Linked DNA regions of Mus musculus: all the other regions are linked to region 3. A link is a loop called in an ENCODE intact Hi-C map of the cell type or tissue named here. Cell type or tissue: heart. All regions are shown on one strand.

Region 1 (8,000 bases), 590 kb before region 3:
TAGTGAGGTAACCCAATCACAAAAGAAGTCATTAGATATGCACTCACTGATAAGTGGATATTAGCCCAGAAACATAGAACACCCAAGATACAACTTTCAAGACACAAGAAAATCAAGAAGAGGGAAGACCAATGGGTGGATACTTCATTCCTCTTTAGAGTAGGGAACAAAATACCCATGGAAGGAGTTACTGAGACAAAGTTTGGAGCTAAGATGAAAGGATGGACTATCCAGAGAACACCCAACCCAGAGATCCATCCCATAATCAGCCACCAATCCCAGACACTGTTGCATATGCAAGTTTTACATCTTAAACACAAATAAATATTTTTGGAAACAAACAATAGGAAACAACCTTTGACAGGGAACATGGCAATGGATTCATAGATGGGACATGAGACCATGGTAAGCAGGCAAAACCAGACAGAGAGATGACATAGAAGCCATTCCTCTTTGTGAAGCAGAGGTCAAGATTTACAGAATTAAAGCACAAAGAAAGGAATGCAAACTCACCTACTATTATGTTTGTGGTCTAAAAAAACATATAAAATTTTTCTATAATGTGCCAACAGAAGTGAAGGGGACTCAACTTCAACAAGACCAAGGGGTAAAGCAAAACAGCCCCACACTAGTGTAATAAAAAGTGCAATCATCACACGCATGATCAGCCCATGTCCCTTGACAAACCAAGTCAACAAGCAGATTATACAACTCCTATTTTGTTTTATCGAGAGTCCAATATTAGTGATCTCAATTTCCTTGATTATCCCTTTTTTGTTTTTGTTTTTTATTAGATATTTTCTTTATTTACATTTCAAATATTATTCCCTTTCCTAGTTTCCCCTCTGAAAAACTCCTCTCCCCTCTCCCCCCCCCCCTGCTCACCAACCCACCCACTCCCACTTCCTGGCCATCAGATTAAATCTCAACAATATCCTATGAGTTACATGCCAGCACATCAGTGGTAAAAATAGAAATCTGCACCGAGTGTCACATTTTACATAGGTGTTAAAGAGTAGTTCAGAGAGTAGACCATATATAGAGTGGGGTGAGCTCCAAGGCACTGCTTTAAAAGAATATTGAACATCAAAATCCATTAAAGAGTTTATCAAGGTAGAACTGAGGACAGACATGATGATAGTATGTTGACACTTTGTGTATAAATGAATAAGCAATATACCTTCCTTATCCTTTATCCTAAATCTGTGTATATAGTTAAAATTGATTTCTACAATAAATGCCAGTCCATGGTAAGAAATACGGATAAGAGAAATGTAGAGAAGGCTCATCAGCTATTGCTTTTGGAGAAAACATAAGTTCCAACTACAGTGCCCACATCAGACAGCTCACAACTGCTATAACTTCAACACCAGGGAGTACCTGGCCATCTGTCCTCTGTGAGTATAAGAACTCAGGAGCAGGTGCCCACAGAGAGGCAGACACATAATAAACAGTAATATGTCTCAATCTTAAAAAAATATCAAAACATAAGTAAAATTTACAAAAACATTAAAAAGCAAAGCACTATTTAAATTCACTCATTAAAATTCCCACATTAAAGTAACTTTACAAAGGTAGATGACAACCAGCCCTATTGCAGTGATTTTGCCATTTTGGAATTCATATATTTTGAAGTTGCACCAATAATCTAGACTATTATTATAGCAATTGTCCTTGTATAAAGTTTCTTTCTATTTTTCTTTGCTTCTTTCTTTTCCATATATTTTACTGTTCCTTTCTCCTTTTCTTTTTCTCTTTTTATTCCTTCTTCTCTTTTAAATTATTTTGAGACAGTGTCTTTTTGTAGCACTGGTTGTCCTGGAACGAGCTACTTATATGGAGATGGCCTTGAAGTTGCACATTCTCTTCCATCTGCTTCCTAACTGCTGAGATTAAAGCATGTGTTACCAATCCAATCTACAATTATAGTTATATGGTTATAGATTATGTCCTTATAAACACTTTATAGTTCTCCCTCATTTCTCCATCATAAATGTAAAATAGAATTGTTATTTTCTGCATTGTGGACTTATTTCCGTATCACATTTACTAAAACATACACGCAAAATATAATAATAAAAGATACTTCTCAAGAGTTTTTCATTTCCTTTTAAATGGAAATACATTTAAGACTTTAGATATAACATGGAATCAACAGAAAACTTAACTTCTCTTGTTTGCTTTACAGTGTGAAACTGTCTCACGACTACACTTTATCATAATCTCACCTTTCTGAATTCATTATTGTGAATGTTTAGCATTATTTATAGTTATTAACAAGCAACTGTATAATATATGATGCACATACTACCAGCTACCATGCCATCTTCTTTAAGAAAGCAAAGGCTGCCTCCAGTTTAAAATTTTCCTTTGATTTGGCCTTTCTTGGAAACTGGTCAAACACTTGCAGAATGTGAGATGGCACACACAATAGAGCTCTGTCACATAAGTATGACTCAGGGGCTGATAATTTCTGAAAACTGCTCTGGATACTTGTGTTCTCATTAGGATCAGAGTTATTTTTATAATTTCCTACAGGAAAAATTCAGGACAGGACAAGGTTCAAAAGGAAGGCCAGGAAGAAAAGACACAGAGGTTATTTTTTGAGTTAATTCCTGCAAAATTGTCTCTCTGGCACCATGCTATTTTAAGGACCAGATTGTTATTCTTGAAAATTAGATCATGTTGAATTAAAGAATGTGATACAGAAAAGATTCTTCCATATGGTAAAGTTATTTCATAGAAATATTTTCAGCTGTACAGTTACAATAATAAATATTAAAAGTTAAGCATCTGCATTTAAAGCATAATTGTTCTATTGAGAGAAATAATTAGAAAGGAATGCATACCCTTGCTAATTATAAATAATAATCTAAGTAATTAGAGCTATGCATCCCTAAGGACTTTCTAAGCACAAGGCAATCAAGTTCCAGGTGGGTACGTAGTTTTTAAAGTAGTCTGCAAGTGAGACCTCACAAAAGGTACTTGGCACAGCTAGAATGAGCAGATAGTGCTTCTAATTGTAATGGAATAATTTGACAATAATAACTCACATTTAAAACCTGATTTAGAACCGAGAGTGAACAGATGTTCATGAAATTCTTCATATAGACTATGCTCCATTGTCAATTCCTTTTACTCCTTGGAAAATGATACAGACTCAAGTAGGAAAGGACACACTGTTCCAAACAACAATAAGAATGGAAGCTTAGCTCTGTGTCATTTCCTGAATTTTCGTGAATTCATCTTTATCTTTGTAGTCTAGCTCATTTCCTTTCCCAAATTAGAACAAAATTCAAAAGTTATTTATAGTTTCATTCAGCTAAAATTAAATCAATTACCTGTGATGCTTCATGCTTCCTTCTGGCTCTAAGTGTTCATCGTGACCTTTCTCATAGAGGGAATTGCAGCATATTTCTTATTAGCTTTCTCTCTAAAGATAAGCTTAGTATGTGTGTAAGAAAGAACATATTGGGATACTTAAAGTGAATCCAAATGCCCAGTAAGCATGGCCTGAAATTGAGAGAACGTTAAATGTGAGAACAGAAGCATTTCAGAAAAAGCTCATCTTGTCTTCATTTTAGGTAGTAAGGAATTATTTAGTTATATCAATGAAATAACAATAACACAAATAGCATATTAATTATAATTTGAGACTCAATGTTTAACTGTGTTTCCCGGGCACATTACAAAAAGACATAACTTTAAAATATGGACTACAGGCATGTAATTGGTAGAAGAGAAGTCAACAAAATGTGAAAATAAGAGTGGTGATAATCATCAGAAATGGTTAAGTCTGTAAAGGAGAGTTATTTGAAGCTAAAGTAAAAGTTGTCTAATTTTATTTTATTAAACTCAAGATAATAGAGAGAATTTTACTGAAATATCACATAGGTTGTTAGAAACATAAATCCAGAATTCTTTGAGATCGAATGCCAAGGAGCATACATAAACTCTTGAAAACAGATGTAGTGCATGTCTCTGTGTGTGCCTGTTGGGATGAGTATAAGACTAGACAAAGAGATGAGTGTAGGACTAGTCAACGCTTTGACAGATCAAGAATGAACCCATGACATATTGTAGAGCAGGAAGAAAGAAAGAAAGAAAGAAAGAAAGAAAGAAAGAAAGAAAGAAAGAAAGAAAGAAAGAAAGAAAGAAAGAAAGAGAGAGAGAGAGAAAGGGGGAGGGAGGGAGGGAGGGAGGGAGGGAGGGAGGGAGAGAGGAAAGACAGAAAGAGAGAAAGGAAGGAAGGAAGGAAGGAAGGAAGGAAGGAAGGAAGGAAGGAGGGAAGGAGAGAGAGAGAGGGAGGGAGGAAGGAAGGAAGGAAGGAAGGAAGAAAGGAAGGAAGAAAGTGAGCGAGCAAATAAAGAAATAACCCAGTGACATCCATAAGGAAGAACCATTCAACAGCATCTATTGATCTTGAAGCAGTTTTAAGACTACCAGGTTGAGGAGAGGCCACTCTTGTATTTTAGTGCTGTGATGCCATAGATGGAAAACAAAGTCAGAGGGGAAGGGAGAATGTATTTAGCAAAATAACTTCAAAAGAAGTGAATAAATAATAGGAAATACTCTGAAAAAATAAAAAGTCATTATGAAAAGAAGGCAATACCAAGGGAGGGTGAGTGTTTTTAGAAACTGTTTTTTTTGGGGGGGTTGTTTTTTTTGTTTTTGTTTTGGCATGAAGGACATTAGACACTCTTTCTAAAGTATCATCACATAATGATCACTGAGTCAAGCTCTGGGGAAGAATACATGCTGGAAGATGCCTTGCCCTAGTATCCCTCCATGTGCTTGAACATTAGACCCATCAGGAGTAAAAGTAGTTATATTCTTCTTTTTCGTGAGATTTCACTATGTCAGAGCAGAAGCTTGCAGAATTTCAGGATTCCCAGACAGATTTTGTCACAGACTCTTAACTGTCCCCTGTATGCTCCTAAAAAAGAACCATTTAAAAACTGCTGCCTGGATTCTGTGTCCATTCATCCCTCAACTAATGATTTATTAGCCATCAAAAGCTGCTTGCACTGCCCATTTCCTTCCAGGGTGTGACAAAGGGAACACAATACCCTTGCACACCACTGCAGCACTGCACACCACTGCAGCACTGATGTGCACTCTCCTGTGAGATTTCCAGTGCAGCGAAATGAATTCGTGTTCTATGACACATTTTTCAATCTATTCACTTTCCAGTTGATTCCAGATAGCCTTCGCAGGAGAAGGGAAATACATTCATGCAACTACTGTTTTCAGTGCAGAGAGGCATGCAACTTCTTGACAGACAGAGGAAGAAACCCACGGCAGAGAGGGGAGGATACGGGGAAAGGAGAAATGACTTGAGTAAATGAGCATGCGTTAGATGATTTTTTTCTCCTTCATAAGAAGCACTCTATGCTCCTTCCTGACTCACAGGTCTAGGAACAACTCTCCAAAGCCAGGCAATTACATACTGCTACTTGCTTACTCTAATCTAACCTGAGAACATGCTGTGCACATGCTGAGTTACCCCTCCCCCATCAGACCTCCAGTTTAGTCATTCCTTAGCAACTTCACTTTCTGCTTATCTTGTCAATGGGTTCAACTGTGTTTTTCCACCATATTTCTGCAACTTCTGTTTCTAAAACCTTTCTTGGCCCTTTAGTTTGAATTATCTGTTAGCCATCTTTGATTATGTCTTTGATAGTTAATAAAAATTCAATGCATGGCAGTGTACAGCAGACCACAGCAGTTATTTTCAACTTAGTAAGAGAAAATGAGGAAGGATCAGGTTGAAGTGATGGAAAAGGAAATGACCAGTTTTCTTGATGAGCTGGGACAATGTAGAGTAGTCAAGTTAATGAAGAATCCTTTTCCTTTCTTTAGAATTTTATCAATTTTTCATTTTTTGTAGAGATGACATGTGATATAATGTGCTATTGCTTAATAACAGTATATTGTTATTGCTTAATACCAAGGTATATTAAATGCAAGTATAAAGACTGGTGTTAACCGAAATTAACAGTCTTTAGCTTAAGTATAAAGGAAGGCTTCTAATTTTACTAACTCAGGGAGAAGCAAATTTAAAAAGAGGGAATGGTATAGGATATTGATGTATGTTATTCATTTAGGATACAGGGGCAGAGCAGAAATGGACAGAAAACATATAAGAAAGCATCAAACATTTAATCAAATCCTACCACTATCGATCTACCATACTGAACTAATAATAAAGTTATTGAATTTGGATGAATACTATCTGTACATTTAGTAACTCAGTAATTGACAGTAGCGCAATTATAAAATATGTTTATAAAAGAAGACCTAGGAGGTTTCCTCTTGTAATAGAAAGAGAAGTGGTGGCTCACAGAGAAATGACTGATGAAGCTTTTCAGAATAGGCTATTATCTTCATTAATTCAATTATGTGCAGGTAGTTTATTAATTAGCTGATATTTGAGATGAAGGCTTTTGTTCTTTAAACAAATAATTGTAGATTCTTTGTCAGATGGTGAGAATATCTCTTGAATGATAAACGGTTTTGGTAGAAATGTAATAAATTCTAAAACCTTTGTGTATTCTATTTGTTTATTTACATATTGTATTGGAAATAGGATGTTATCTATACTCATCTATAATTAATAAAAATTCTCATGAACACTGGTATTAAGTATTTAATGAAGAATTTACATTGCAAGAAAAGTAAAGTTCAAATTATTCTTAAAGAGCTTACAGCAGTGTACTGTAGTAGTATAGGCTAGCATTTATATAATCTCTCATCTTGGTCAGATTGCCCTTCAGATAACATATTTTAGCAAAGATGTATGCATCACAAGAGAAAAAGTTTTACCTGTGTTATCTGTAACGTAAATCTCAGGATCTTTAACGATGCATAGAATATGAGGTGCTCAATGAACCTTATTAAATAAATTAATAAAGTTACTTTATTGATGTTGATAACTAATAAGTTAGTGAACATCAAAAAGCAAAGTATGGACAAAACGAATATCACTGTGCTGCTTAGATCCTTATCAACTTGGCACTCATAGTGTAATCTGGGAAGAGAGACTTGGTTAAGAAAATGCCTCTTTAAGATTGGGCTGTGCATATGCAGGGATCCATCCCATAATCAGCTTCCAAACGCTGACACCATTGCATACACTAGCAAGATTTTGCTGAAAGGACCCAGATATAGCTGTCTCTTGTGAGACTATGCCGGGGCCTAGCAAACACAGAAGTGGATGCTCACAGTCAGTTATTGGATGGGTCACACGGCCCCCAATGGAGGAGCTAGAGAAAGCACCCAAGGAGCTGAAGGGAACTGCAACCCTATAGGTGGAACAACAATATGAACTAACCAGTACCCTGGAGCTCTTGTCTCTAGCTGCATATGTAGCAGAAGATGGCCTAGTCGGCCATCACTGAAAAGGCCCTTTGAACTTGCAAACTTTATATGCCCCAGTACAGGGGAACGCCGGGGCCAAAAAGGGGGAGTGGGTGGGTAGGGGAGTGGGGGGGGAGGGTGTGGGGGACTTCTGGGATAGCATTGGAAATGTAAACGAGGAAAATACCTAATAAAAAAAAAGAGAAAAAAAAAGATTGGGCTGTAGACTTGTCTATGAGGAATTTTCTTGACAAAAATGATCCATATCATTGGGGGTGGTGTCAAGCTCAGGCAAGTGGTTCTGAGTTGCATAAAGAGAATAATCTGAGCCACAAAGAGCAGGTCAGTAAGCTGTGTCCCTCCATGGTCTCTGTTACACACCCTGCCTGGAGGTACCTGCCTTAGTGGAATCTCAGGCTTGACCTCCCTTAGTGATCAAATGTGAGCTGGGTGTGAAAGCCAAATGAATCTTTTCCTTTCAAAATTGTTTTGGTCATGGTGTTTACTATAACAATAGGAAGCAAACAGTTATTACATAAAATTTTAAGTTATGCTCAGTATAATCATATAATCATGCTTATTTTATTTGTTTTTGTTTATTTGTTTGGGGGCAGTTAATATTAAGATGGCATAGGGATAGT
Region 2 (8,000 bases), 170 kb before region 3:
AACTATTTAATTCTATGTTTCTGATACTCCGAATATCCTTACCGATATAAACTATGCATTAAAAAGGCTAAATCTATCTCATGTTTACTTTACTTTATCTGGTTACTAACATGTTCTAACAAGCCCAGTATCTCTGTAAAAGTATAAAGATCTAAGAACTTAAAATGAAATTGATCTTTCCATGAGGACTTGAAGGTATTTATGAATGAAGGTTGGTAAACAGATAGCCTCATCTCACCGCAGTAAGAACTTACAGAAACATCTGAAACTCTCAACTGGGAACCCAGGAGACAGTATCATCTTACCAAGCTAAAATATCACCTCTCCATGGACAGTAACTTTGGGAGAGGAACACAGCTACTTAGGGAACTTTAAGCTACTATTACAGGCAATGAAATAAAACATATATTGTGGGGTGGGGCGGGGGGAGACTTAAAGAGCTGAATGTTCCCAGGAGTTATATAAACTATATCTACATGTCTGTTGATTACTGTGACTGAAATTGAATCTTATTCCAAGACCCTGGCCTCTTGTCCTTCCAGTAGACTTTGCTAACCTCAAAGATATCAACTCTCAGTACTTTTAGAATTAAGAACTTAAGAGTGCTCCTTTTGGGTTTTGTTTGTGTTTGTTTTCATTTCAATAGTCTTAATTAAGATATAACTAAAACGATTTCCTCCATTTTGATTCCTCCCATTCCTAACTTATACACGGACCTAAACAACCCATGGAGTTTGTCAGAGTGTGTGACTTCAGCCTGCCTTCATTGTCTTGGATAACCAGTTAGAACCTATAGCACAGCGAGAGGCTAATTCTCACTCTCTTACTTACAAGCTGTCTGTCGTTGTTCATGCAAGAGTGGAACATCCTGAGATTTTTCTACTTCTTTATTAGCATGTCTGTTGGGACTTTGTTTGTTTGAGTTTTGTTAAACAGCTATATTGTTGAGTTCTCATGGGTGTAACTTTTCTGTGGATTCTAAGGAGGAGTCATAATCGCGAAGCAGACATCCGGGTTCTCTCGCTCTTACTATTTTTTCTCCCTCATCTTCTGTGATGTTCCCTGTGCTTCGGCTTCAGGGGCGATATTGTAAATGTATCTGTTTGGCACTTGTCTCCTAATGATCTGTTGATGACATGATGTCATGGCATGATGACTAGGTGTGTCTTTCTATAATGGTCTCCATCTACTGCAGAACTGTCTCTCACAGGGAGGATGAGAGCTACAGATATTTGTGGGCATAAGGATAGGCTTTAGAAAAAAAGTTAGAAATTATACCTGGCTAGTAATATGGTAGCAGTAGGCTTTCTTCCAGGATCCATGACCTGGATAGTTCCCTAGATTTTCGGTACCAGGCACTATATATTCTAAATCTAACTTAACAGAAGTTGGTTACCACCAAGACATGCGTGCCAATGCTGTATCTTTAGGGATAGCTTGACATGGTGGTTCAGTTTATGGTTCATAGGTATCAGAGCTGGATAGGGCTACTAATTCCTTCCCTCCCTTGGTAAGTTGCATAGGACTTTCTTATGCTAAGGAAACTCATCCACAGGAAGAAGGACATCAGGTTACATGCAGTTAGAAGCATCTGGGTCCCATAGCCTAGGGATGCTGCCTTCTGTAACTTCAACCTCTGGGATGCATCCCAGGGCAACACCAACTGCCTCCATTATTTTGGGAGTCACCTGGACTATCCCACAAATATCTTGAAAGGAGGTTTCTTGTGACTGGCTCTGGAGATTTTGTCAGATACTTTGTCAGAAATGCAGTAGTCATGTTAATAGTATCGAAGTCTTTTGGTCAGCTACTGGATATTTGTCTTTTTGTAAGTATTCACAATGGAAGATGAATGACAGTTGTTTACAGCCATTCAACAGCACGAGTTATTTTTTTCCAAGTTTTACTAGTCTCTAGATACCTTTTCTGACAAGCTTTACAATTTCAAACAAGTAAATATTTTATATGTGGCAGGGCTTCATAAAAACTTTTATTACCCTAACACTTTCAGATAAACTTAGGTAAACATTCTTGTGTCGTGCTTACAAAAATAATGAAAACGGACCTCAGCTTACATATTTTTATATACTGTCAATGTTAGTATTCAGCCTTCACAATGATATTTTCCCCTGGCCATAGGTACTATGTTTTATTATAGATATTTATTTTATTTTAGGAAAGCTGATGTTAACATAGTTTAGCCTTCACATAAAAGCTCAAATGAAGTAGTGCTCCAAATGATGTCTGTTAGAAATTTAAATGTTAAAGCAATTTCAAAACTTTTCTTAACAAGCAGATTCACTGCTAAATCACAAGACAGGTTCATTAAAAGACGATTAGTAATTTATAAAATATATAGTAACAATAAAAATAGTCACTAAAACTTCTATATTTTTTAATTGTGGTAAAAACTGGCATAGTAGGGTTTTCTTAATATGCATTCTTTGCTTCCTAACACTTGAAATTGTCGTAAAATTTAGAGAACATGTAGGATTTCCCCAATTCTTATTAGTACATGCTAGCTACTTTTTAGTAACTTTTCTAAATTTTGAGCACCCTGAGTTAAAAGGTTTTGAAAAGTCATTCTGCCACCTTGCGTTCCGTACTGTCAAGGCAGTTTTGTGCTTCTGGGAAACCACGGGAAATTTTCTGCCAACAGGGAAGTCTTAATTCTGAATCAGAATTCTAGAATCATCCTGGACTCCTCTGCCTGTATTATTGTTTCCAAGTTTTCATGAACCTATCACAGATATTTGTAACTCAATATATTCTTATGCCAGAGTACGGATTCAATTCTCATTATTTTTACTAAGATTTTGAAAGACAAATAACAAAACTTTAATTGAAACCATATGTGATTCTGTAAAAAAAAAAATGTTTTCTTACATATTCTTAACTGAATGACTAATTGATACATGAAAGTATACATATTGTATACTTTTTTAATGAAATATAAACAAAGAAAAACAAGCTTATATTTTAAATACTTCTTTTGTGTAAGTGGTGAACAACTTGTGTGTGTGTGTGTGTGTGTGTGTGTGTGTGTGTGTGTGGTGTGGTGTGTTTTGAACTCAGAAAACTAGAAAAAGCAAAACTCCAAAATTCCATAAAAGAAAAGAAAATAATACAAAAACCCAATGATAACAAAGGATTGTTGTAAATCAAGTTGAACATCAATAAATAGCCTCTCAAACCTACTTTATTGTGAGAACACAGTATGTAGTCTCAAGGCTATTGATGCAGGGCATCTTCATAATGGTTGACCTTGCTTTCTTAGGCATTTCTTTCCTTGATACGGAGACTCCTGAACTTTTTGTATTTCATTCTGTTCTTGAAAGTCATTGAAGGACTACATCAGAAATGTATAGATATGACAGTTGGGGTTGTAGGGAAAAGGTGGTTACGGTACTAGTCATAATCTTAAAGGGCCTTTTCCCTCCTCTTTCAGGGGGACTTTTAACTTACCACAAAATAACTGATTTGTGTGACTACAATCCCTCTGAGGAAATGATCAATGTGAACGGTGTGCTACTGCCATCTTGTGTCCGAAAAGAGTCCCTCAGTTTCTGTAGCATGCTAGTTGGAGTGAGGAATTCAGAAATGTTCTGAAACTAGCCTTCAGGCTTTTGCAGTAGAATGTAGGAGGGAGAACTTTAGGCTGTGGGTCTCACGAAGCAGCTGTTAAACCCAGAACGCATGACATTCTTGAAGCTGCCAGGGTGTGCATGACTTAACCTGCTCCCCTCGGACTTTTACTCTGAGATGATACTTTTAAAGTTTCGAGCAAAAATTGGAAGTCAGAGAAAGCAACAGATGAAGGCAAGAGAATAACACTTTATCACTAGAAACTACATGGAATTTTCAAATGTTAGAGCCATAACATTTTTCTCTAAGTCTTAGTGTATTAATCCAATATAGTCAGTCAATGCTTCAAAACTTGGGGTGCTTGAATTTAGAAAAAAAATCTTAAAGCCATCAACACTTTCAAAATCCTTTAATTCATTACATTACATCAAAAGAATTCTCAGCATTATGACTGTTAAATATCAGGCCAAGTTGCTGAGAGGATTTCACTATTGTACATAAATATCCAAAAGATGACCTTAGTACTTAGCTATTCTCAAAATCTACGCAATGTAAGAACAATCATGAATATTAGAAAGAGCACAGGAGTGACCCAGTGCTAATCTGCCAACCCAGCATGAACTTTCAGCATCCTCAAAACGCCAAGTACATCAAAGAGAATTCCTCACTCTGGAGAAATAAATGTGTCCTGAATCTCAGTGGAGAGACCAAGTATCACACTACTTCATCACCCAGAACTGAATCTACAAAATTATCTCAGCTATAGAAGCAACACCAGGTATTATGGGAGTATGTCCAGTCATCCCGTAACTTCTGTGACTGAAGGAATCTGAAGTAATCTTTTGGCTGAGAACTGGTCTTGGCTTTGCATTTGAAATCATAGGCAGTGATAGGCTGGTTTTCAGGCCAGGCACCGCCCACTGATGGATGCTTCTGCCTGGCTGCAAGCTGATCATCTGCAGATGGAGAATTGGGTCTCTGTTATCATCATTTCTTTTATCTGAAATCAATCTACTCTTGTTTTTAGACTTTGATCCTATAGTCAGCCTCCTATAAGACAGGCTTTGCCAGCACATCTATACAAAGATGAACTGCTAATGGGAGCCTCAGCTAAAATAACATGCACGGGTTTCCAGGCTGACTGTGACCCATCGATCCTTCCCTTAGCAAACATGTCTGACGTCAGGACCCCTGTACCTGTGCAAGTCCTTGCCAGAGAGGAGGCTAACAGGCAGAGCTGGCATGGACGTTAGGCTGCATTGTTCTAGTCTTGCCCATCTGATATTCCCGTCTGAGAGGAAGAGCTGTAGGAACTGATATAACTTTGGAAAGCCATACTTCCTTCCACTTCATGGTTCTTGACCAATGAAAACAAAGCACCACCAGCGGCAACACCAGATTTGCTTAGAAATCACAATAACAGACTAAAGCATACAGAGTTTTTCTTGTGGACATTGCCAGCACATTACCCAGCCAAGTCCACCCTTCTCTGAGAAATCGGTAAATTTCCCTCAGTGCTCAGAAGATGACAGTGAATCCCATGACTTTTAAAGCTTTATAAACGCAGTCTTGCTTTATATTATTGACAGCGAAATTAACTGCATTGCTTCATAACCTTTGAGAAGAGAATTTAGAAATGTTAGATATCCCTTTAGAAATTTTAAACACAAAATTTCTCATATAAAAATACTTTCTTATCTACAAATACCATAATAGAATTATGGTAATGAAAATGTAAATATATAAAATAGAAAACGATTTTGAAATCCATACCAGTGGAAACTGTAGTGGTTATAAAATAGTACTCCTGAGGCTAATTCTGACTGCTGAAAATGACCAGCAGCATCTGGGTATTTTCCTATCCATTATGCATATTATATGTTATCATGGCTTGCCATGGTTGTTAACCTTGGATAAAATTGAATTTGTTAACAGGACTGTTTTGTGGAAAGTTAGACCACAGTGTACTGCTGAAACACGCAATGAGATTAAGAGGGAGGCTCAAGGGTCACCAAGGTCATCACACTCAAAAAATGAGGATGGCTCCTGGCAGATTGGGTTGATTTGAATGCATTCACTAGACCCTTGAGTCTTTTGCCTGGTTTCAAATATGGCTTCTACTGTTGAGCACACTCCTGATGCAAACCCATAAATTCCTCTACCAATGCCCAGCTTACATTAGACGTGTGTGTTGGCACGTCGAGCACTGTGAGTTAAGTCTCTTCTTGGTAACGTCAGCCTGCCTGCAGTATTCAAAATGAGGAGTTTGAAGGGATACTTTGAATTGTTGATGTTCGTCCTACTAGACAGACATTTGGAATGTAGGGGGAAAAATGATCTAAAATCAGAAATCAAACTTTCAAAAAGATTACAAATTTATTCTAAACTGTACCCAGATGTATTATTTCAAATTTACCAAAATGTTATTTGTGTGTTTTCAGTGAGAACAACAATAAAGATGCTAATATACACAGCATTGGAGAGAAAGGGTTGGGCAGGAGGCCTCAACCCTACACAAAAACTATAGGAAGCTAAGAGATGCTAAGAATTGGAAGAAACATTCTTCCCCAGGCAAGAGCACACCAACTGGTTATTCAGTACCACGTTGTCAGCCCTGAAAACGGACATGCAAGTAACATTATACAGATTGAACAGGCTGTTCACGGGTATAATTAATGAGAAAGAGGCTGTAAATTTGAAAACAAGTAAGGTATAAGAAGGTTCAAAGAGATTAAAGGGATAGGCAAATGGTATAATTGTAATCTTAAATAATAAGAGAAATAACAAAAAATAAATTCAAGTGTCTCTTATATCCTATTCCTCTAAAGTCTTCTAATGTTTAGAATATTTTAGTGAGATCCTTTCTATTAACTTTTTTACTATTCCTTTACTTAAAGGAACTTAATTTACAGTGACCACTGTCAACTATCAACCACCTGTGTCTCATGGTAAATAACTAGGAAAAGTATGTTTTATACAAATTTCAACTGTCTAAGAAAGTGATTAAAATACAGGAAAAAATGTCCCAGATTTCTTTCCCTTTAGTGAGATTCTTAACACCGCATGTTTAAAAAAATTCATTTTAGAGAGATTCTTATCATTACATGTAAATAAGAAGTGTTAACAATCACAGTAGCTTGGAATTGCCTAAGACACTAGCTTTACCTAGCTTTCTTGGGAAATAATTTTTTTTTTTATTTTATTTGAGGTCTGAGGTTTCAATTCCTATTTGATTATGAACCTAGATTGAGCCATAGTCGTGCAATATCGCTTAAAAAGCAACAACAATAAATAAGGTTTTGTTGGGTTGTATCCACAGGAATGTAGTGAGGTTCACTGCTGAGCAGAATCTTGGATTTTGCTCATTAAAAGCTGGAATATAAAATGACCAAGAAGAGGTCTAACAGAAAGCAGACTCTGCCATATGGCTTCAAATTGATGGCCCCAGTGAGAGAGATCTGAGACAGCGTAGCCATCTACTACATCATAAGAGATCCATCTAGGAAGAGAGCAGAAATCATGTCGAACACAATACATGAAACACAAGCCAACATGGGGGGGGGGGGGGAGAAAGACCTGAAAGACTTTCAGATGGGGCCCTGAGGTGTCGAACATCTTTTTAAAGAGGTCTATCACAGGATAAAGCAACCAGAGTTCTTCCCATCAACAAAAAGCCCCATAAGTCAGAGGGCATGGGATGTTACTCATGCCCTCACTTTGGTTCTGATTAGCCCTTTAACCCTTAGTCAAACATCAGTGTTTGGTTAGAAATTGTTTACAATTAATTCCACACAATGAGACAAACTGTTTTTAAGGCGCATTCACTCCCTGGCCAGTTACCACCATAATTAGCCAATAATTGCTTGCGGGTTTGTTCTTCAGCTTTTCCTTTTTAAATTTTTTCAATTATGTACTCTGCAAATGTCTGTGAATACTTACTCCATTCCAAGCTTGAAATTTTAAAAGCACATAATAAAAATTTAAGTTCAAAACCCATTTGATTAAAATTGACTGAGATTCAAAGACTCTTATTTTAAACTATGAACAGCAATTATTTTAAAAATGAAAAACTGAGAAATATTAATGAGTCTTACCTAAGGTGTTTTTGTTCAGGAATTACCTTGATGATAACAATTACTATTTTTTTCTAAAATTTAGAGGAAGGTCCATCCCTATGAATAATCCCAGTAAGAGGATTGAAATGACACTTCCACTGTGGTCCTCCACATCCTGATGGCTGGTTTTACTACCAACCATGCATTTTCGTCACAGTTACTGGCCAGTCTCAAATAAGCTGTACTATTTAATGCCATTGAACTAAATGATTGAGTTCCTATCTACGTGGAATATATGAAAACATTATGGTAAACTGACTTAAAGTAAGGAATCAGTGAAAAGAAATCGAAACAATCTGA
Region 3 (8,000 bases):
TCCGTTTTCACAGCACTATGAGTTCTTCTCACAAGGGCAACAATCTGAACCTTTCATCGCCTCTGCTTCAGGGAGAAAGTAACAAAGCAGACGAAACAGCAGTGAGCATGGCAAATTAATCCATCCGAGTGAACAGCCATGCTGCAGGAAGAGGTACGAAAGACACAGAGGATCAGCACCATGCCTACACAAAAGAAATCCTGCACACAATAAAGAAACATGTCATGTGATTTGTGTTTAACCAAATTCACAGGATCTATGATGCTAGGGTCTTCATATTTAGCTCTGAGTCTGTAAACTTACACAAATAAAAATGATTATCAAGGTAACTTATTGCAGTCATGAAGAACTGTGAAGCACTTATGTAAGTAGACTCTGTAAAGTCTAGTTGACCCCCACCACAATGCCTTTTGCTTCACTCCCCGACTGCTCTCAACAATTGTTTTAGTTTGCTCCCTGTGAATTGCCCAGATAATTTCCCTGACATTCAGAAATTTGCTTTTCAGGAAACACTCTGGGTGTGCTGTGAACATGGTGCTAAGATTACAAAAATGTTCTTCTAAGAGTTTTGGCACCATCTAGCCTGTCCTTAGGAGACCTGACGTTAAATCAAACCCTTTGCTATCCAATCCAAACCATGGCCTACAGTAAATCAAAGGGACATAATTATATGCAATAACCTTGTTGTGTGTTCTCACTAGAAGGTAGACCCAAAGGTGCATATAACCAAGGCTGACACATTGCAGTAGAGAGAACCAATTTCCAATCTTGTTGACTTCACATACCAACATACACACACATACACACACACATACATACATACATACATACATACAGACATACACACACCACCATCACCACCAAACTTCCTCCCTCATATTTAAGTTTCATCCAATCAACATGAAAACATTATGATCAAGAAATTTCTACCATAAAGTAAACATTCACTCTAAAAATCCACTAACATGACTAATACATTTGAGTCTGGTACAAGTGATATCTCCTTTGTTAATTTTTAATAATTTTGACTATTCATTCAATATGGTATGTGTATATGTGCAGGCAGGTCTATGTCATGTGGGATCAGAGGACAACTTGTGAGAACCAGTTCTCTTCTTCTACCACGTGGGTCCCTGGGATGGAACTCAGGTTAATTGGTCTTAGCAATGGGCAATTTCACCCACTAAGTCACCTCTCTGGCCTACAAATGTTATTTCTGTCACACACACAGAGACACACACATACACACACACATACTAGCGAGCACACACGCACATGCACATGCACACATACACACACACACACAATTAATTTTAGGTATAATTTCTTTTTTTAATTTTTTTATTTTAATTAGGTATTTTCTTCATTTACATTTCCAATGCTATCCCAAAAGTCCCCCATACCGCCCCCACTCCCCTACCCACCAACTCCCACTTCTTGGCCCAGGCATTTCTTAAACTGGCATTTAATTTTAAATATTTGAAAGGCAATTTTTAAGTAAATATGGCAATGAAGTTGAGGCTTGCCTGCAAAGCTGAGACCCATCGTGGTTCAAGCATCTCACCAGAAATGGAAAATCATGAAATCTGAAGTTTTTTAAAGTATTAAAAAAAAACCCATCCTATTATAAAAATAGCAGTTTTCATTTCTCCACTTTTCCATGTTTTTCCACTAATATAATTGTCGGGGCTATAAATCATTTCAACAGAAAGCAAGCAAGTAGAAAGAAATCAAACATACCCAATGGACTGGAAACCATAAAATAAACAGGAAGTTCAGACTCAAAATTTGAACTTATAAGATAATAACAGTTATTTGTATCTTATTCAAATCAGAAAAAAAATATTTCGACTTTACAGAGTCCAGATGAAATTGGAGAGCTTCAACTTTGTCTCTTTTCCTTGTTGCTTTAAAGAGAAGAAGAAGGAAAAATGCTTGAACCCAACCAGAACACAATAAAAATAAAGTTATACACATATTATTTAAAAGAATCTTTGAACTCCTACAAAACACATTGAATTATGGTTTCTTTTTAAATTCATTGTCAATTTAATATCCTTTACTTTAAAATGAAACCTTTAATGACAATTTCCAAGTTTTGACACTTGAAAGAAACCAGTGAGTCTGATTTTTACTAGAACGAAGTTGGAAAATATTGCAAACAAGAAAATTGAGAGTATTTAACTACTTCTAGAATTTTAGAGTTGGTGAGAACTTCAGACCATGCAGCTCAATATTTTTCAAGATGTATTTTGCTTTACTGTATGTTCCATAATAAAATCCCCTTCCCAAGATATGTTGAAGAAGCTATGTTTTAAGCATCACTTATTGAGGACTGTCTGAAGAAAAGAAGGAATAGAGGAAGAAAAGAAGGGATGGAAGGAAAGCCCCTTCTTCTTCTTCTTCTTCTTCTTCTTCTTCTTCTTCTTCTTCTTCTTCTTCTTCTTCTTCTTCTTCTTCTTCTTCTTCTTCTTCTTCCTTCTCTTCCTCCTCCTTCTCCTTCTTCTCTTCTTCTCCTCCTCCTCCTTCTTTTACTTCCTGTTTCTTTCCTTCATTTTTTGAAAGTCACTTCTGCCCATCCCTTGAGCAGCAAGCACCAATCCACGACACTATTAATGATACTCTATTATACTTACAGACAGGAGCCTAGCATGGCTATACTCTGAGAGGCTTTACCCAGCAGCTTACTGAAACAGATGCAGAGACGTACAGCCAAACATTGAATATAGGTCCTGGGCCCTTATGGAAGAGTTGGGATGAGCTGGGGGAAGGGTTGTAGGCCCTGAAAGGAATGAAAACCCCACAGGAAGACAACAGTGTCAACTAACCTGAGCCCTGGGGGCTCTCAGAGACTGAGCCACCAATCAAAGAGCATTCACAGGCTGGACTGGGGCCCCAAGTACATATGTAACAGAGGGTTCCTTGTCCTGCCTCAGTGGGAAAGGATGAACCTACTGTTGCAGAGGCTTGATGCACCAGTAGGGTGATACCCAGAAGGGCTGCACCCTCTCAGAGGCAAAGGCAGTGTGGGGGAAGGACTCTGTGAGGGGAGGACTAGGAGGAGGGCAGCATTAGGGAGAGAGAGAAAGAAAGAGAGAGAGAGAGAGAGAGAGAAGAAAGAAAGAGAGAGAGAGAGAGAGAGAGAGAGAGAGAGAAAGAAAGAAAGAAAGAAAGAAAGAAAGAAAGAAAGAAAGAAAGAAAGAAAGAAAGAAAGAAAGAAAGAAAGAAAGAAAGAAAGAAAGGAGGCAAGCAAGCCAGCCAGCATTTCTTGATGTAGGGTGCGGACTAATTGGTAGAGTGCTGCTTGCCTAACATGCACAACACACTGGACTTGATCCTCCAAAACTCTATGAACCAGACGCGATAATGTTCCAAGGATTGTCCCAGCTATTATTTCCCTATGGTACTTTGAGAGACCACTTGAGAAGGCTCAGTAATGAGCTTATACAGGTACCTAGAGCCAAGTCATTATGAAAACATTGCCATAGTTCTGAATCTACAAATGAACACCCACAGACTTGATGCCCAAACTCTCTATACCCCTCCAGAATCTGGCGTGGGTACAGCTGATATTTATTCCTACTGGTCAGTGACAGGCTGACCGGGCACTAACTGTACTACAGTTCCCTACCACAGACAACACTTTGCCAGATTGGAGGTCCTCAACCAATCCATGTGACTAATTCGGTGGAAAGCGACAGAGAGGAGGCAGGGCAAACCCAGACCGCTGTTTTAACTTTACTCTTTCCCCAAACTCAATCATGAGTCCACGTTAGAGGAAACGTTGATCTTCTTAATTTCGCAAATGAGAAAATTGAGGACCAGAGGACTGAAGTAACTTACTTGAAGTCAGATAGCTGAAAAGAAGCCAACGTGGGTTGAGAATTCAGTCGTTTTCAGTGCTAAAGGCCATGCAGTGGCTGAAATTTCCTAAAATGAAACGGTGTTCATCCCATCTCTCATGGAGTGGTGAGAACCTGCAGCGTACATGCATCAGTTAAACTCCTCATGGTGTGCCAACACCAAACCATAGCTACTTTAACTTCGGATCTGTCATACAACGTTTTCATCCGGGTAACAGAGGCGGTCTATGGAATGTTTACTATGTCTAAAATCTTTAGAGCGTGCTGTCTATAATGCCTTACTGGAAATTCACCTCTGAGCTAGTAGTAGCTTAACATCACGTGGCCGCTTTGGGACGAGTCCAAGACCAGAACCCGAACCCCTTTCCGCTCAGTGGTGCTCCTTCCTCCAACACCACACTTTTGCTTTTTGAAGGAAGTGTCCATGTTTTAGCACAACCCAAGCCGCTCCGTAATCAGGATGCTGACTACAAATCTACTTTTCTTAAGGACAAGGTGTGAATAACCTCTGAATAAAGGGCCGTGCGATGGCCTGCTGTAGGTTTGAGGAAACTGCCCCCTGTCGGGATGCAGGCACGTGGTGTTTAAAAGACACACTGAACTGTTAAAAGCTCCCTGAAGTTCAATGAGGACTAAAGGAGGTTTGCAAAATTTCTGGTACGTGGAAACAAAACGCTTTGCCATATGCCTTCTTAAAAAAATTATTTTCCAGCTGCAGTCAAATTCACTTTTAAAGACTGGATCTGCAGTATCAAACCTCAGCATCCGGCTACTCAGAGATGGCCCTAGGGTGGATCTATTACAGGCTAAATAATGTCTACTAAGAAACTGGGGAGCTGTATTCCCTGCGCCTCTTTCTCAAACCCCGGCAGACCACCAGTGCTCAGTAGTTACTGCTGTGTGGTACCAGATAAGGTTACAGCAGGGATCGGGAAGTGTCTGTGACTCCGTTTAAAGATAAATTGCTACATTAACACAGAAGGGTTTTGCAAAGGAAGCACGCAATCACGTTGCCATGCTTTTTCTTTTTTTTTTTTTTTTTTTTGGATCCAATTCTGAAAATAAAGGAAGTATCCTCAATAAATCATCTTCCTAATGGAAATGACAGAATTATTCTCCCAGGGGAACAGCACAGACCACTTCACATCCCTCAGAATGGGAGTAGGAAGGAAATGGGGACATAGTTTCCTTGGAGGATCTAAGGATCCTGGACATCTGTTCCCCTTTGTCCCATACAAGTCACTTGTAACAATCTTTAAAGTCATTGTTTATATGCACAGGATAAGCTCCTTCTCAAAAATGATACTGTATCTTTGTTAAATTAAAAATAAAATCTGTTTCTATAGTTCACTACAATGAAAAATAGCATGTATCCAAGTTAAAAAAAATTGTGAATTCTTGTAAACTGCCTTTTTATTAGCAATGTTAAAAGATAAATGCAAAAAAAGACCAGTTGGTAATGGTAGCAGAACTTGGAGAAGGCACCGTGTGATTGTCTTCCCTTGTCAACGTTCTTCTTTTCAAAAACATTCTATATACTCATAATTAAATTATCACATGCTGGCATTTTAAAAATCACTTACCTCTACATCATGTAAGCATCAGGGAGGGCTTTACTGCATCTCAAATTCTCACTAGAGTCGTGTGTGTGACTCAAAGCTTTAAAACCAGGCCTAACATTCACCCCCTTCACCACTTGTGTTTCTTAATTAAGAAATTCTAATGAACTTTGTGCACCTTTTGGCAAGAACAACTTCAATTCATTCCTTTTTAAATGAATCTGTTAGAAGTCAAGGCTTCTTTTCTATTCCAAGCCTTAGGAAGTGCCACTCCCCACCCAGCTTCTGATTTCTGAGAAATTCTTGCCCAGGTCACCAGGGAGTAAGAGCCAGTTTTGAGGTCACCAGGGAGTAAGAGCCAGTTTTGAGGGAGAGCCACGTATACAAAAGTCTTGGGATTTTGGTTTTTTGTTTTTAAATGTGGAGGAAATGTCATTTGACTAAAGCTAGGTAAATGGCACTGCATATGGATTTATAAATTCTGCTGAAACATTTGACCAGATCCTTTGGAAATTTTTCCCATCACTGAAGTCTGTCATTTGTTTCATTTTGGACATGGTGGCAAGGTGATCCAGGACACTGACCCAAAAAATCTTAGTGGCTTTGTGTACAACAACAAATTAATAAAGTAAAGGAATTTTTTTAAAAAAAAATTCAGTGACTAGCCCATTTCAATCATAGATAGATAGATAGATAGATAGATAGATAGATAGATAGATAGATAGATAGATAGATAGATAGATAGATGGAAATATATAGATAGATAGATAGAGATGGAAATATATAGATATAAATATATAGTATATTTTCCATTCTAAGTTCTTTCACTAAATATTTATTCTGCAAACAAAGATCCTAGGAGTCTCTAGGACCTTTTCAGAATGTCTCTATGATTTCCACATTTTTCCATTTAAGCAACTTCATAAAACCAGAATTACCTTTCATGTTTGAACCAAACAACATATTGTAATAAATCCACAAAAAATAGACAAGAGAACTTATTTTTCATTAAGTTAGACACTGCTAAGATTTGAAAGGTATAAAATAATTCCAACATTTTCCTACTGTGTTTGGAAAACGTACCTTTCACAGAAACATTTTTATTCTTATTTGTTTATAACTTCACACATGGGTACTGTATCTATACCATTTCTGCTTCCCCTTCTCCCATCACACTCTTCCCATTACCCCCACCCACCACCACTACCACCATTCCCTTTGGAATCCATCACCTCCCCTTTCACAGTTATTATTATTATCTGTATACAGCACCCAGAGCCTGTTTTTTTTTCCATTTTTATTAGGTATTTAGCTCATTTACATTTCGAATGCTATACCAAAAGTCCCCCATATCCACCCACCCCCACTCCCCTGCCCACCCACTCCCCCTTTTTGGCCCTGGTGTTCCCCTGTACTGGGGCATATAAAGTTTGCAAGTCCAATGGGCCTCTCTTTCCAGTGATGGCCGATTAGGCCATCTTTTGATATATATGCAGCTAGAGTCAAGAGCTCCGGGGTACTGGTTAGTTCATAATGTTGTTCCACCTATAGGGTTGCAGATCCCTTTAGCTCCTTGGCTACTTTCTCTAGCTCCTCCATTGGGAGCCCTATGATCCATCCAGAGCCTGTTTAGTGTTGCTTTTATTACATGTGTGTAGAGCTCACCACTCAGTATTGGACGCTGTATCGGGGGACTTATCCCTGGAGAAAACCAATTCTCCCTCCTTCAGCAGCCTTGAAGACCTGTTGATCTTCATCCAGAGCTGGGAAGACACGAGCGTAGCCTGTCATATGGCACTGATTAAAAGGAGGGAGAAACGAAGAAAGCACACTGAGAACCTGCATTCGTCTCTGATTCATGACTGAAAATGCAGCGTAGCCAGCTGCCTTGCATTTCTGCTGTCACGGCTATAACGCCTCTTTCAACGCCATCCATGCTTTCCCCATCACGACAGACTATAACTGTGAACCACATCCACTCTTTCTCTTGAGTTCCTTTACAAGATATTATGTCATGGCTATTAAAAAGCAATTTATTTATACTTGGCTTTTTTTGATCAAAAGCTTTGTTCTGTTTCTCTTGAAATTTGGTCAATGTGTATGGATCTTACCTGATCTAGCATCTCTCTCTTCCCCTCTCTCCCTAGTTTCCTCCCTCTTTTCTTCCTCCTCTCCTCTCTTCCTCTCTCTGCTCTTCCCTCACTTTCTCCTCCCTCAGTCTGAATGGGTGAGAGATCACTGTCATCTCATCCCAGTTGAGGTCATTCTGGATGTGCTAAGTTTAACCTTCACACAGCATCAGCAGTCATATAGGAATAAACCAAACAAATACCAATTATTACAGCCTGAATAAGAACCCAGCCCAGCCATAAACATTAGAGGCATCACAAGTAAGCTTTACTTTCAATTACTAAATGCTGGCTTCATTGGAATGCAGCTCGACTTTGACAATCAATAACTACTTTTTTCTCCCTTTTTCTCTCTCCCCTGAGAATTTGCTATGAATTTGCAATGAATTCTGCAGATTCTCACTTTGTGTGATCCCATACTCTGAACTCTTATTTCTAAACTCTCTTCT

What was found. Hi-C counts contacts between places; a loop is a spot of excess contacts. Peaks named below come from ENCODE experiments on the same cell type or tissue, not always from the same donor. Only the 100,000 strongest peaks of a DNase experiment are listed, where the experiment ranks them.
Region 1: a loop joins it to region 3, with 5 times the contacts of the local background. A loop is called at or near these places in 2 of 42 quality-filtered maps.
Region 2: it touches region 3 in a loop (3.0-fold over the local background); 4 of 42 quality-filtered maps call a loop at or near these places.

Annotation. Positions count from the first base shown.
Region 1 is chr16:86,451,785-86,459,784 of GRCm38, forward strand. No RefSeq gene overlaps it. Among named protein-coding and RNA genes, the nearest start is that of Gm32357, 220 kb to the left of the region's middle. In heart, no CTCF peak of the experiment used is centred here; no DNase peak of the experiment used is centred here.
Region 2 is chr16:86,879,175-86,887,174 of GRCm38, forward strand. No RefSeq gene overlaps it. Among named protein-coding and RNA genes, the nearest start is that of Gm32624, 66 kb to the left of the region's middle. In heart, CTCF peaks have their summits at 2,608 and 3,541 (motif pointing left); a DNase peak (open chromatin) is centred at 4,857; H3K27ac peaks cover 378 bases.
Region 3 is chr16:87,045,209-87,053,208 of GRCm38, forward strand. It overlaps Gm38477 (a long non-coding RNA gene), which reads right to left and starts at 4,075. Exons shown (of 5, transcript XR_876202.2): 1 at 3,844-4,075; 2 at 1-141. In heart, a CTCF peak has its summit at 4,450; no DNase peak of the experiment used is centred here.